2 separate regions of the Mus musculus genome follow, and region 2 is linked to region 1. Evidence: chromatin loops called from intact Hi-C (ENCODE). Cell type or tissue: left cerebral cortex. All regions are shown on one strand.

Evidence for each region. Hi-C counts contacts between places; a loop is a spot of excess contacts. Peaks named below come from ENCODE experiments on the same cell type or tissue, not always from the same donor. Only the 100,000 strongest peaks of a DNase experiment are listed, where the experiment ranks them.
Region 2: it touches region 1 in a loop (6-fold over the local background); 4 of 42 quality-filtered maps call a loop at or near these places.

Annotation. Positions count from the first base shown.
Region 1 is chr14:68,930,556-68,938,555 of GRCm38, forward strand. No RefSeq gene overlaps it. Among named protein-coding and RNA genes, the nearest start is that of Stc1, 95 kb to the right of the region's middle. In left cerebral cortex, no CTCF peak of the experiment used is centred here; DNase peaks (open chromatin) are centred at 3,621, 4,146, 5,433 and 6,926; H3K27ac peaks cover 1,727 bases.
Region 2 is chr14:69,024,605-69,032,604 of GRCm38, forward strand. Stc1 (stanniocalcin 1) reads left to right here and starts at 4,685. Exons shown (of 4, transcript NM_009285.3): 1 at 4,685-4,903; 2 at 6,899-7,041; 3 at 7,630-7,841. The coding sequence starts at 4,786. Gm41192 (a long non-coding RNA gene) reads right to left here and starts at 5,886. Exons shown (of 4, transcript XR_003951016.1): 1 at 5,592-5,886; 2 at 5,278-5,396. In left cerebral cortex, a CTCF peak has its summit at 4,187; DNase peaks (open chromatin) are centred at 296, 1,081, 1,406, 3,518 and 6 more places; H3K4me3 peaks cover 1,927 bases; H3K27ac peaks cover 916 bases.

The DNA.
Region 1 (8,000 bases):
TTGGTGAACTCTTCTATTCTCACCAAAACATCATTACTATTCCATCCATCTCTGAGATGTCAGCCATCCACAGGAGAAGCCCACGAGGGCCTGGAAGATTGCACTAATGTCGGCTAAGGTCTGTGAATGTAATTCACTGGACCCAGTCCTGGCTGGAGGTGGGTGCAAGAGACATAGGTTATTAAGCCAGCTTCTGAGAATATGAACTCCCCAGGTCCATGGCTCAGGTCTTGGAGCTTGCCTCTTCATCAATTCCTGTTATTCTAAAGTCTCTCTCTTTGTTAACGACTTGAATTTCCATCTCCTTCCCAAATATGTCTTCTAGATTTCAGACTGGTGTGTCTGTAACATTATTTGAAAATCAAACCTTCAGACCATCTATTCTAAAACATCTTGAACTTGATGATTTTCTTATATTAAATTGATGGGAATTTCATCCCTCCACCAGCTAGTCTAAAACTCTGACCACTATCATCTTCTTTCTTTACTGTGTATTGTACATTCAGTTCATCTGCAATTCACAGAAGTTTCTGAGTCCTTTCTGTCTGCACAGCTACTATTGCTAGTCTAAGAAGGCATCATGTATGGCTTTGATACGTACAGCACATGAAGCTATGGAACTGAAATCCAAACTCGTCTCTTTCCAGTGCGAGATAACAAAGACAAGGTCAATAATTGAGTTTCTACTAAAAGCAGAAAAATCAGAAAAGTCATGAAATGAACTTCCCAGGATGTGTTCAATGTTCTACTAGAGAAACTAATGTATGTGGGATCCCTCTCATCAGCACACTCATCACCTCAGGGTTTGGCACACCTCTGAGCTCATAAGCAACCCCTCTGAGGAACACTGTCCTTTTCAGCTCCTTTTTTTTTCCAGCCCTGAGTCCTGCTATTGCTTATGATACGGGCAGCTCACCTGGCATCCTATCATAGCCTATTTTGCACTGTGCACCCATCTTTTCATCTATTGACTATGGTTCAATATGAGGCAGACCATGCCAAGGATCACACATGGGAGCTTTTCACATCTGAGCAGGCTGACCTGTGATATGACAAACAGGAGGGGCCATCATAACATGTTTGTATATGAGGGCTGTGCTTCTATGGCTCCCCTAAATAGAGGCCTTTCTAGGACTTCTGCTTCAAGAGAAGAGAGACTGCTTTTACTAACATCACTGAAGGGCAGTTCTTCGACCATCAGGCATCTTCCCCCTACCAGGTTCACTTGATGTGTATAAATAATAATCTTAACAGATATATCAAAGATATGAAGAATACATTTCATCTTACATTAATTTTTAAATTTTTGGTTCTTTCATTCTATTACGAATATGACCCTTTGTGTATATATGTGCATCACATGTGCAGTTCCTGAAGAGGCCAGAAAAGGGCAGCTGATTCCCTTGGAACTAGAGTGACAGGCAGTTTTGAGCCACAGTGTGCGTGCTGGGAACAAAACCCAGGTCCTCTCCAAAAGCAGCAAGTGTTTTTAACGACTGTGCCATCTCTTCATCCCCCATCTTTTTTTCTTTTTGTTGATATATAATTAACATACAACAACATAAGCAAAGATCAAGATCTTAAGAAAATCCAGAGTTTTATAAGCCACACTAACCAAAGAAGTAGCCAAAAGAAGGCGATACCACATTGCAAGTGTGAGGAAAAACCTATCAGCCACAACACTGATGCAATGAGAGCTCTTTGTTCCCAGAATGCTTCTGCCTAAGCTAGCCGGCAGGGTATATAAATCACCATTTCCAAAGTCAGTAAGAATCCAGTACATTTAAAGAAAATAGATTGTTGATACCAATCATTTCTGAGTCCAATTATATTTCAGGGAGTATTATTATACTTTAAAGATTTTTTTACAACTGTAAAGATATCCTGATTATTAAGGTAACTAATATCTATTAAAGAAGAAAAATATAAAATACAGATTATCCACATTCCTATCACACAATCAAAATCAGTCAGCTTTGTGTCTTAAAATCTTTCCAGTCTATTTTGGTTGATGATGGATAAATAAACAGAGAGATCATTGATGGATGATAGAAGATAGAAATGTGGTGATAAATAGAAGAAAGATGATAGCTAGATAAAAGACAAGTATTTTGATAATAGAAAGAAAATGATTGATAATAAATAGATACAGATAAATGACTGGTGGTTGACAATGGGTAGGTAGATAGATAGATAGATAGATAGATAGATAGATAGATAGATAGATAGATAGATAGATCGTATATAGTATTGATGTTTTGTCTGTTGCTATGTATTGTAATGCTAAATTCTGTAACCTAAGGTCCAGTTGCCTCAAGACAAGTGGATTCTCACATATGCCAACTTTGGTTGTGAATTCCTTGCCCCTTAATTTAAAATTAGTGGTTGAATAAAGATGTCTACAGTCTGTAGCTGAACAGAAGAGAGGTAGGCGGGGCTTCAGTTCCGATTTGGGGTCTGAGAACAGACCAGAGGGAGGAGAGTGGAGGAAGAAGGAAAAAGGCTCTATGAGAGGAGATGGCCAGGAGTACATGGCCAGGAGAAAAAGCAAATATTTGGGGTACTCTGCTGCGGAAATAGCCAGGCCAGCAGTTAGAAAAGCAAATTAGGGGTTGCTCCCAGTAACTGTCAAAGCCAAATAAAATAAGCACAGTGTGAGTCTCATTTATTTGTAGACTAGATGGGGATACGTTTAAATTGGTTTGACTACCACATAGATTTATAGGTAAATGATAGTGAGAAGGTGAGGCTGACTCCATGACAGTCTTCAAATTAGCAGTTTAGGAGATTAGACCTAAGAACTGGGGAAGCCCAGGCAAGTCAGTTACAAGAAACAAACAAACAAACAAACAAACAAACGGGATTCCTTGGCAATGGTTTCTAGCCTTCACACCCTGGTAATGGTCCTGGAATGCCTAGGGATAGAGTAAGACAAAGCCCATCTACCCCAGAATTCCCCTAATGTGCTTTAAATCCAGCCTTCAAGCTGACTTCGAGGTCTCTCTGTCTTGGTAATGAGAGACACCAGCATGCTGGATTTCTGCAGAATAAAACACTCTTTATGCATACATACTATTTGAGTCCAGGGTATCATGCTTTAGAGAATCATGAACCCTTACAATAAATCATCCATAGATAGATAAGTAGATATAGGTAGAAGATGTAGATAGATAGATAGATAGATAGATAGATAGATAGATAGATGATAAGGCAGTAGACCATTTGTGCTTGCATGTTTTAAATAGGATCTTACTGCACCTACTATTTCATGTGGTTGCATAAAGAAGCCATTTTTGACGTGAAGATCATTCTATCCAGATTTGGCAACTTTCTTCACAAAACTGGAACTTACTGAAGAGGGACTTACCACTTCTAACCTGCTTCTCAAGATCCCCAGCAGACCTCCTTGAACAGGATTCTACAAGCTGAGAAGGTAACAGGAACATTCTAAATGTCAAATTCAAGGCATGCAGAGGAAGTACAGATGAGAGTATGCACAAGACTTCTTCTCTGGCCAATTCTTGGGCTCCCTGTGTGAGCAAATGCCTCTCAGCAGCTCCTGGCATGGGATGCTGTCTGCTGATGCTGTAAACTATGAAAACAAGCATGTAGCTTGGGGAGAATTTCCAATTCTACCATGGAAACTCAGTGTGGTGCTGAAGCTGTGCACTGAGAAACTGGATTTGCAAGACCGAGGCGGGAGAAGGGGAGGAAGGATAATCTACACAGACAAGGTCACTCAAGGTTATTGTTATCTATTTTTGCTTATTATTTTCACAGACCCTCAAGCTCCATCTGGCCGATGTTCTGCACCTTCAAGATGAAGCCCTTTGTCATTTTTTTTCTGGTAAAGAAATATTAGCATTGTTAGCGTCTAGTAACCATCTAAAAACTAAACCATCCTTCTTGAATAAAGTGCAGGTCCCAGGAAGGATGACATAACCTGATCCTTCCTAGAAGTTACAATAGATAAGAACTGAGTTCACAGTGCAAGGGAAGATAGAAAGGAATAGGAAGAAAATGGTTTCAAGTGAATTCAGCAAGAGCAAGCCTGTGATTCAGCACAAGCCAGCATGGGCCGTTCTGTTCAGCTCACAAACATGCATCTTGCTGCAGCTGGGGTGAGGCTGCACTCTAATCTTAGCCTCCGCAGTCTGCTTTCACTGGGGAACATTACTAACAGCTCTTCTTTCTTTCTTTTTAGGAAAACCAGCTCCGAGGGAAGATCCCATGCTGTCTAAAGGAAGCTACCCAGGAAGAAAAATGAGAATAATTAAAACCCTAAATCTGTACAAGAAACATTCACAGCTGAGACTCTCAGCCAAGAACGGAGATAATGCTAATGATTTTGTTTTATAGCCTCAACATGCCTCACATCTGGAGGTGATCCAAAACCCTCAGCAGGTTGTCACGTTGATGGAAGGGCCCCTGCTGAGATGCAGCAGCTGCTGGGGTGAACCGCATCTGGAGAACAGCTGCCTATCAATCCATGCACCGGGAGGGCAGCAAAGCAGACTCTGCAAGGGCACATGGTCCACCTGGACCTCCCCTCAACCCCCATCTCCGGGAGACTTGGAAAGGCAGGGGCTGGTGGCTCACATTTGCTAACTAATTGAAATGCAATAAAAGCTTCATTCTCTATAAACTTTGGGGGAGGAGATGGTTCTCCGCAGTCCAGTTTCCTAGCTCGCAGAATGGCTTCTGACATGTGTACGCACCAGGTTTTGATTAACTATTACCGAGGACAAGGTTTCTAAATGTATCCGCACTGCCAAACTCTCTCCTCCAATTAACCATATGTTCGCCAGTCTCACGACTTAAATTCACCCTGTGTCCATCAATGTGAGAGCCATAAGACTGTGTCTATGGGCTTTCTTTACAGACTTCCCAATCAACCTATGAACAGCAGTCTATGTGTACCTGTAAACATGCAGAGAGACAGGCACATCCAGGAGTGGGCACACGTATGCGCACAAAAGCGCTAACAAATTCACACACATATGTGCATGTACTACATCAAGATGGATGAGAAAAGAAAGAAAGCTAACTGACACCATAATGGAAATTAACAGGCCCATTAGCTCTAGCCTTCCATTAACAGGCCATGTGACTTTAAATTAGTCACCCTAACTCTGTGTCTCCGAGCCGCTGTGGTCTTATAAAATAAGGGGAGGTCAATAAATGTCCATTAAGATCTGCTCTAATGATAACCTTGATGATTACTTCATTACTGCACATTCTTTCCCTTTTTTTCTTTCAATCCCCCCCTCTTCCTCTCTTCCTCTCTTCCTCTCCTTTCTCCCTCTCTTCCTCCCTCCCTTCCTTTCTCTCCCTGTCCTTCCATCTTCTTTCTTCCTTCATAACTTTTGGCTTCCTTCTTCTTTCTGGTGTCTACTTATCCATTACTAGGAGCAACAAGACAAATGACGAAAGTAACTCTCAAGTGTTCTGCAATCCAAGACCGGAGCCGCAAACTGCAACCCGTGCCAAGCAATGAGCCGCACATTTTGGGCAGATGATATGTTACCCTCCTCTCACAGGCTTTAAATATTATCTTTTTCTTTCCTTTTTTAAATTCTTCTCTCATACAATACATCCCAACTTCAGTTTCCCCTTCCTCTACTCTTCCCAAGCCCCCCTCCCACCACCTCCTCCCTTCTCCCCCCAGGTCCACTCCTCCTTTTCTATTTTCCTTCTAAAAGAGAGCAGGCCTGCCAGGGTTATCAACTGAATATGGCACTAACAAGGTGCAGTAAAACTAGGCACAAACTTTAATGTTAAAGCTTCTCAAGGCAACCCAGTAAGAGGAAAGGGGCCCCAAGAGCAGGCAAAGGAGCCGGAGCTGTACCCGTTTCTACTGTGAAGAGTCTTACAAAACCACCAAGCTAAGATATTTGCAGAGGACCTAGCACAAATCCATGCAGGCTCCATGATTGCTATTTCAGTCTCTGCAAGCCTTTATGAGTTCTACTTAGTTGATTCTATGGGCCATGTTCTCTTGAAAATATTATTAAGACACATTTCTTTTTTTTTAGGCAAGGTCTCACTATGTAGTACAGGTTGGCCTGAAATTCATTATGTAACCTAGGTTGGCCTCACCATCCTCCTGTCTCAGCATCCTGAGTATTGATATCACAGGTGTGTAACTTTTTGGTAATCTTGTTTTCTCTGCTAGTTTTTGTCTCAAATTTAAGAATCACAGGTATGAAGGAGATTGGAAGAAGAGAAGTCATCATAGGTTTGGGTCACCAGAGGTGTCTTTGAACCAGTTCATGAGATACTGGGGTGTATATTCAAATAAAGACTCAATAAAAATTAGCTAATGAGGGGTCCAGAGGCACAAAGGCAAGGGCATAGGAAAGCAGTGGTAAGCATAGGCAAAGAAAAGCAACCATGGGCACCACAGACTTCCGAGCTGAAGCCAGCTCTGAGATGCTTACCTGAGGATTGACACAGACTAAGTGACCTGGAGACTATGAGACCAAGCTGGAGGGCTTAAATTTTATAAGATACTATTGAGCAAACTGAGTAGGTTGTCAAGCAAGAAATACCAGTAGGACAATGTGTGGACCTGGGTGATTATTAAAATTCTGTTTTAGGTTTTTTTTTTCTTTTTCTTTTACTTTTTTTTTTTTTTTAGGAGTAGAAGGAATCAAATTATACGGCCTTCATTTCAAACAGCCTACTTAAGATCTTGATGCATAAAACATGACAAAGTTAATTTTAAAATCCTTTTATGTTATCTGCCTTCTGAAGAATTTTCCATTGTCCTTGTACAATAATGTAACTTATCACATTGGGGATTTTTTTTTTTTGCTTATCTATAAATAGCTCCTTCACCCATAAACCAGGGATGTCAGCCTAGTTTTATTATTTAAACATGTCTCCAAGTATGAAAGGGCTATTTCCAGGAAATCCAAGTTGCCACAGCCACTCTGCTGACGGTTTGCCTGTGTATGTCAGGCAAGTGTTGCAAGAGAGGGACTTTCTTCTAATCGCTTAAGAGGAAAGAAGTCAGGCACCATGCTGACTGCTGGCAGCTGGCAGCAGAGAACCCCTAAAACAGGAGCCAAGGCCTCAAGCGTCGTCCTCAGTGGTTCTCCAGGCGTAAGGCAATGGAAGACAAATCAAAGCAGCCCAAGGGAATTCTTACTGATAAACTCCTCATTAACCTCCTAGTTTTATGAACTCAGTGTTCTCAGATAAGCCTGAGTTAGCCACCCAAATGGCGGTAGCGTCACAAAAAAATTCAGAATTTCCCCTTAAAGGGTAAGTTGTCACTATTGTGGAGTTGGAAGTTGGGCCCAGTTTACCCATAGTCCAAAACTCTTGAAGTACCTCACAGAGCGACTATACTAATACCTCCCCATAAAATTTCTGTGATAGTCAAGTAAAGAATGCAACTTGCTTAGAATATAGTGCTCAAAGATGAGGCTATCTTTACTAACTTGCCTTTCAGGGTACTACCACCACTCACTCTTGAAAGCAATGAGGGTAGCTACACACAGAACATCCCACAGTCCAGATCTCCATCATCTTCCATTGTGTGCCTACCCACTATGCTTTGCAGCACTACATCCTTGTATATCCAGGCGCTTCCTCCTCTCTGACCTCAGCTAAGTCTCTCCCTCCTTCTAGACCATTCTTCTCTGCCCTATGGAATTCCACAGTAGGCTCTCTTTGTCTATCAGCTCTACATCTACGACCATCTTGGATGACTCAAACAGCTGCTTGAGTGGTAGTGCATTGGAATATGGAGCAGAAGACTGCCAACCTAAATGTCAAATTGGGCAGAGCAGAGACAAGGAATGAACCACACTTGCCTAACTAACAGCATTGATGGCCCTGGCACACTTACCAGCATTGAGAGAGCAATCAGCATGGCCCTCGAATTAACTGAGGGTGTTTAATAGATGGGTGTATGCTTGTCTCTAAACCAGCAGAATGAACCTCAGGAGGATGAAAATACAAAACCTGCTGATGAGATTGACCTCTGAAGT
Region 2 (8,000 bases), 94 kb after region 1:
TTTTCTCTTTTCCTCCCCCTGTCTTGACTCGCTGCACCTTGAAGGGCAGGGATCCAAGCACGAATACTTTCTCTACCACTGTGGTGGCCTTGCTGCTATAACAAGCAGATCTCAGCCTTTCCTCATCCACAGCAAAGTGAGAGAATGCCATGTTTCTTCTCTAGTATGTTCTCTTTGGGTCTCAGTCTCCTCTTTTCTCCCAGCTAACATGTCTCTGCATCCATGCCTGGTGTATAAGAGAGAGTCATCCAGTAAATGATAAACAAATCCAAGCCTATATGTTGTGTTCCAATCCACTTGCCTTATAGCATTTCCAGAAAATACTTACAACATACATCTCTTAGCAACCAGCTTTGGGATTCCTGGAGCACAGAAAAGGCAGAATAAATCTGCATTCTCCATTATTGCTGTCCAGAACTGGGTGCATAGTAGCCATCCATAAGCCAGACAGGGCGGGGGTAGAGGGTGTGGCAAGTAAAGAAACAGGTACATAAAATGAGTTTGCCATCTTAATGTATTTTCTTGTCTTGCTGCTCCCATCCTTGGTAGAGTTTAAAGTATATGCAAGAACCAAATTCACTTGGGAATTTATGGTCTACATGAAAGCCCTGCATCTTTATAGGAAAAATAAATAAAAAAGAGGAAAACTATTTTCCCCTCATCTTCCTCCTTCCATTTTCCCATCTTATCTCCAGGTTAGGAGAACATGAATCAACAATGTAGTAGAAAACACACAGGCCGAGAATCGCCAGAGAAAAGTGATCCAGCCTTGGTCAGTATGTCAGACCAACCTTGCCGGGCTTTGAATCCAGTTAACAGAAAATTCACCAAGAAACACATCATCCTGGGCTCCTCTCACCAAAAAGGCAAAAAGCTGTTCCCTGCTTAGCTTAATGCTAGCCAAAGCCAACAAAGCCTTAGAGATTTTTGGCTTAATCTTCTCCCTGAACTCAAGCCAGCGCCTCCACGAGTGCAGCCAGGGCATCGTCACCCAGCCCTTGCTGTTGGCAACTCTCTCTCATGCTTCTTAGCACTTTCTTGGCTTAGGGGCAATAGCAGAGGTACCTTCTCCTCCCATCCACTGCCCCCACAGGCACCTCCAACTGTGTAGCTTGGCTTTGGAAGGTTCCCCACCCACTGAAAGTATAGTCAAGACTTTTGTTAGGTAATCTACAACCCTAGCCGAATGCCAGAAAACGCCTGCCTTATGGAAATGCTAGATATTTCTTGCAATTAAAAAACTCCTAGCCAAAAATAAGTCAGGAAACGTCTGATGTACATGGCTTACCTAACTTGAAAAGGGGTCTTTTCCAAGAACATCCTCAGGTTGGTTCCTAAGATTCATTTATTCAAAGCACCTCTTATATCAATCCTCCTGCCTTTCTTCCTGTCACCATAGCAATCTCAGCAACCCAAATGCTTATGAAGCTCCTACCTTTCTTTTGCAAGCTGCTGCCTGGATGCTGACAAGCTCTTCCCCAAGCATAACCTTCCTGTTAAAGAGCCCTAATGCCTCCTGTTATAAGATAAAACTCAAACTCTGAAAACCAACCTCCAGATTCTTCTGTATTCTCTCAAACCCCAGGGGAAAGTTGCAAAAGAACTCATCTATCAATCGACACAGGGTTTCTAGACCCACCATCTCAAAGTCTAGCACACAGCACAGTGATGGTAGATGTTCAGATGCGCTCAAATTATGGGCTTCTGGGAAGGAACTTGGCTTTGAGTACTCATGTCTGCCATCAACTTCCTCCCTTGACATCCTTGAGTACAGAGGCACCTGTGCACTTCCCTTACACACTAGTATGGCTGATCATCATTGTATTTCCTCGATTGTTTGCCTTTCATCGTGAAACACTTGGCACAATTAGCAACTAACCTTTGGATATATAGCTGTTAATAAGCATAATAAGTGAAAAGTTAATGTCATACACACATGCACATACACACACACACACACACACACACTTCCTGATAGTTATAGGACATTGTGTTCTGGTAAGAGCTTCAGAGAACTGGGAAAAGAAACTGGATTGTCAGAGGAAAGCAATCACCCTTCCAAGCTAGTGGACCAGCCAGAGGTCAAGTGTAGATCCTTGAACAGTGCACAATGACTAGGGAAGCAGAGACTGCTGAGGAATGGAAGTCTAGACCTTCTGGTAAACCTTGCACCTATGCTCTTCTGCCTTCTTTGAAAGGTAACACTGCATGATCTAGTCTGCAATGCCATATATGCTCTATTCCTGCATAAAACCATCAACAATCGACCTCAGAGATTCCCAGAGTAAGAATTTCATGAAACACAAGCTGGCATCACTTCCCTCCCCCACCCCCCTAATTTAAATGCTCACTTCTTGTAGGTCTTTCCAGGAAACCTCCCTCAAATCTCTAGCTGTCTCTCAGGCAAAGTTCTAGATTTTGAACTTGTAGAAGGTGTCCCAAGGTTGGTCATCTTCCCAACTAAATTTCAGATGCCCCAGGTTAGAATCATGATTGCTTTCTAGACACTCTCACTTTTATAATTCCTGACATACCATGCAGTACTCGAATTAGTACTGGAGAAACGACAATACCATTAATGAACAAAGGCTGCAATGGGCAAATTAAGTAGTTTATACATTCAATCAATCAAAAGATGAGATTAACTAACTGAAACATGAAATTACATGGAATTTTCCAATTTTTAATATATTTTCTGTCTTTTATTTTTTCAAGCCTTGTCGTAGCAAACATCCCTGCTTTTTCTAACAATCTTTTTTTTTTAAGAATGAGCTATAAGTCACCTTAAGCAAACCTACTTGCTGCACACATACACACACACACACACACACACACACACAGAGAGAGAGAGAGAGAGAGAGAGAGAGAGAGAGAGAGACACTCAAAGACAGACCTGATTCTGGATGTGATTTGTAATAACAGAATTATTTTTTTTAAGTTTTCATGCGAAGTTTCAGGACTGAACCTGAAGCCACTGGCTCTGTTTCTTTTCAAGCCCATGCTGTCCCAGTCCACAGAACAACCAGAGACCCTTTTGTACTTACCTCCTGAAAAATGTTCGATGTTTTATTGTTAATCCTTTTGCCTCACCCCACCCTTTAATGACCACCTTCCTACCCTGAGAAGTCCTCTCAAGGATCATTAACCTCCTTCATAACTTAAGGACAAGCCTTCCTGTTGCCCACACTCCACTTATAAGAAAATAGGAGCTACTCTACTGGGCATGATTTGTGATTCCACTATAATTTTCCCATTAAGTCTCCAGTTTATCAGTCTCCTCTCCTACACATTCTGGTCTTTCCCTACCCTTTCTTCCCAGTCCCGCCCCCTGCCTCTTCCCCAACCCCCAAGAAGTGAACTGGTTTACCCAGCAGGTTTAGTCTTGCTTTGACCAGCTCATTGTTTCAATGTGATTACGATGCTGCCGGGCTTGAATCCACAGTTTATTAATTTCCAGGCATTTGCCATGTCCCTCTGTGGAGTGTCGTGTGAGGAGTAGTTGTGCGTGTGTGCACAGACAGTAACCAACACTCCTAGGATTGGCAGAGCCTCTGGTGACTAAGAAAACACTGTTGGTGGTGATCCAGGACTAGGGATGTAGCCAGTTAATAGAGCGCGCGGGCCAGTGTGCATGAAGCTGTGGGCTCAATCCCCAGAACCACACAGTGACAGATGTCTGTTATTTCAGGGTGGAAAGATGGAGGCAGGAGGACAGGAGTTCAAGGTCACCCTCAGCTAGACATCAAGTTCAGCCTGGGCTGCATGATGTTTCAGGTGAATCATATTATTTTAGAGGTGTATGGAATAAGATTTGAGAAGTGGAAGAGCAAGGTGAAAGGACGTGGCCAAGGTCATAGATTTAATACCTAGGAGAGCTGAGGGAAAAGCTGAGAGCTAGAGCTACCCAACCTCCGTTCACTGGGCTCATGCACAGGCATACAGCCTTCTGCCATGGCTCACATAGCAGTAAGAATTCAGGGTGTCCACAGATCTCAGCAAGGAATTATAGCTGCATACTGTAAGTGAACGCGCAAATGCAAAAAAAAAAAAAAAAAAAAAATGATGTTGAGCTCTTACAGAGAACAGCCTGCTAAAATTAGAGAGTTGCTATAGTGTGATTAAATTCAAATCTGCATCACATCTCCCTACCAAGCATCCAACATGCATTCCTCCTAGTGGCTCATTTAAAAAAAAAATTAAAGATGAATTTCACAAGTACCTTGAAGGGCTTTTCAAGTGATTTTCCTTTTGGCTTGATCAATACAGAGTTATCACTTCAGCGTGTGAAAATAGCTTTTCCACACAATCCCTGTGCACACAGCCACACGCACACACATATAAATCATTGGCAGCAGGTACTTTCAATTTGCTGGAAAATATTTCTAAGAAGTCAAAAAGCTCCAGCTGAATAAGCGTGCCTGCCTATTGGCTAAACGGACCAGTTGAAGGATCTGATTGGTCCCTGATCCTGAGGACCGATAAGACGGCTATAAAATCCCTGGGTGCAGCTCTTGGGCCCCCAGTTTGCAAAAGCCAGAGGTGCAAGAAGCAGCAGCAGCAGCAACAGCAGCAGCAGCAGCCGCCTGCCAGCCAGCCAGCCACACACACACACACACACACACACACACACACACACACACACACACACAGACAAATTCTTCCTCAAATCCTCACCTAAGCTTTCAGTATATCCAGATCCACATCTTCACTCAAGCCGGGAGAGGGAAAGAGGAAAGGGGGGGAGGAAAAAAAAAAGCCAACAACTTAGCGGAAACTTCTCAGAGAATGCTCCAAAACTCAGCAGTGATTCTGGCGCTGGTCATCAGTGCAGCTGCAGCGCACGAGGCGGAACAAAATGATTCTGTGAGCCCCAGAAAATCCCGGGTGGCGGCTCAAAATTCAGGTAAGCAAGAAAACCCAGGACCGGTTTCTCCCCCCAAAGATCTGTCCTCATTTGCCTCTCTCACTTTTGCATGTGTCTCTGTGACGGCTGATCTCAGTAATAAATGTGCTTCATGCCTGGTGATAATGAACTGCCAGTGTAATCCTATAGCCTTAGGAAGTGGAGTTCCTTTGTTTAATAAATTGCATGCAACTAACGAAGAAGCTGGGCGCTCTGCTGAGGGTATTTCATTGCATAAGCCTAGCCTGATTGCCTGAAATCTGGCACGTACCCTCTTGTTGGGGGGAGGGGGCGGGGAAAGGCTTGAATGTTGGCACGCCTCACAGCGGCTCTCTCTACTCCACAAGCTTGTGTTAAGGTAATGAGTGGCTTACCTGCTGCCATGCCTCTCCCTGCTCCTTTAAGACCTTGTAACTTGACTTCTCTACCTCTCCAGACAGCACACAGACAAGCCCCCTCCTCACACTGATTTGTGGAACCATAATCCTCAAGTCTGAAAAAAAGAAATTTTTTTCAGGGCGCATTCAGAAAAGGGGTGGGAGGACCTACACACCCCGTTCCCTATAAGCCTGCCTGTCTCCTTCCTCGCTCTCAGAGGCTCCATTCAATCGCCCATGCAGCCCGTGGTCCCTAGAAGGAAGTGCATTTGTAAAACGAAGCATTTCTTTCTCCATGGGGAAGGTCTTACTTTCCGCCCGACTCCCGCACCAGTTAACTGTATATGGTCCTGGCCTCCGGAGGCAAAGAAGCATTAGGACCCCTATGTCCCTTGACTTCTAGATCCTCGCAAACTCCTCTCCCCAACTGTTAACAGAGATGGGACCCCGCAGGTGTCAAAATGCTGCAGATGCTCCCCCTTGGAAGAGCGCAGGTCCCTGCCAGAGGAGGCCTTTTGCCTGGCTTCCTTTTGTACTTAGTTGCTATAGCGATGCCGTGATTCACAATTCGAGCTTGCCTAAAACAATAGCAGCCCTAATGCATATTAAAACTGCTTAAAGCAAAGTTATAATTTGAACCCGTGGAAATATATAATTAGGGAAATGACTTGTAACATCCCAGAGGCTGCGGGTGGTGGGAGGGGGGGCGGGGAAGCCTAACCTAACCAAACCATGCTTTTGATCTGGGAGGAGAATCCTACGGTATGAAGGCTACAGATCATTGCTTGCCGAGCTGCCTGCCAGAACACCCCTCCTTCTGTGGGAGAGAAATTACTTTTATGGCAGATCTTATCCAGAATGCAGAAAACCCGGTGCAAGTTCTTTGCGGTTTTCTTCCAGCCTTTCACAAGGAGTGCCTTGAACCCGTCACTCCACACCTGTGTTTCTCCTTTTTTGAAAAGAAGCCTTTTTAATATGAGAGATTATTCATACCTCTAAGCGCTGGACGGTGGTTGGGGGGCTGGGTGGATACAAAGGGCTCAGATTCCTTGTCTGCCAGTGCCTTCATGGGTTAAAAGCTCTCTTTGGGAAGGGTCTCCCTCCAAATGGACTCAGCAAATTATTCTCTGCCATTTGGGTTAAAATACCATGCTTTTTACTCTAGACTGCATTTTTCAGAGGGCAGATAGATTCTCTCTGGTCCTCCCCCAACTCCATCATGAGCCTGACCTTCAGTCACTGCCTACAGCCTACCCAAGCTCTCAAGTTCCAAGGGACAGCCTTTGATTCCTGTCACCAACAGAAGACACTATGCATTACAAGGTCTCTATCCTTAATTCTCTAGCCATCAAAATGCATAGAAGGGTGAGACCCAGAGAGAGCACGTGCCTAAGGGAGAAGACACTACCCCTATCATGAGTCTCAGAAGGAAAAACGTCCTTCCCCCAACCTCTTTCTCACCCCAATTTTCTTCCAATTGTTGTATTTAATGGAATCCCAAATCAAATTCCGAGGGTAAGTTAAGATCATGTGCCCTTGGTATTAGACTTTTACACCTACTGGATTCTACCAGAGCCCCCTTGGCTTGACCCAGACTGGTTCTGCTTGTCTCTTCCAGCTGAAGTGGTTCGCTGCCTCAACAGTGCCCTGCAGGTTGGCTGCGGGGCTTTTGCATGCCTGGAAAACTCCACATGTGACACAGATGGGATGTACGACATTTGTAAATCCTTCTTGTACAGTGCTGCTAAATTTGACACTCAGGTAACTGGACCTTGCCTTTAGCTCCCACTGGCTGCTTGTCTTTTTAACAGAGTGCTTGTTACTCTTCTTAAGAGCCCCAAAAGCCAACCTTGCTCCCCAGCCTTCTAACCAGGCTCATCCCAGGCTTGCAAACATGCTCCAGAACGCATGCGTGTGTGTATGCGCACAGATACACCAACACAGGTTGGGGGCATATGCACACCAAGTTTAGACCAGGAATAAAGGGTTGGCAGAGGCTGGCTTATAATATGAGGGATGATTAGCAGAAAAGCATTTTTGCTTTGAGAGGAAATAAAAATGTCCTCCTCTGAGTGACCTGGCATGCTATCTGAAATTCCCAGTTACCAGTCTTAACCCCAAGAACATAAAACTGATTCTGACCATCTTCACATCTGGGAGGAGTTGATGATGTCTCTCTCCTATCTCGTTTCCTGTCCGTGGAGCTGAGTGTTCAAGATAGTCCAAGAGAGAAGAGATTTTTCTCTTTTGATTCTCAGCCATGCTGTGTCCCCTTGAAAGACTCCTGTGTCATAGACCCAGACCTCTTTTAGAAGGTCAAACTCATGCTTATCTTCTTATCCCTGGCAGGGAAAAGCATTTGTCAAAGAGAGCTTAAAGTGCATCGCCAATGGGATCACCTCCAAGGTATTCCTTGCCATTCGGAGGTGTTCGACTTTCCAGAGGATGATCGCCGAGGTGCAGGAGGACTGCTACAGCAAGCTTAACGTTTGCAGCATCGCCAAGCGCAACCCGGAAGCCATCACTGAAGTCATACAGCTGCCCAATCACTTCTCCAACAGGTACCCGAGGGTCCTCTTCTTCACAGCATGGGGGGGGGGGTAGGGTGGGGGTTGGCCACCATAACCAGAGTAGCAATCTTTCCCTCTGGTGTTATAACAATCTTCCTACACAGCTAGCAGAGAGATGGTTTGCAGTTTTCCTGGGTGAGTTTCTCTGTC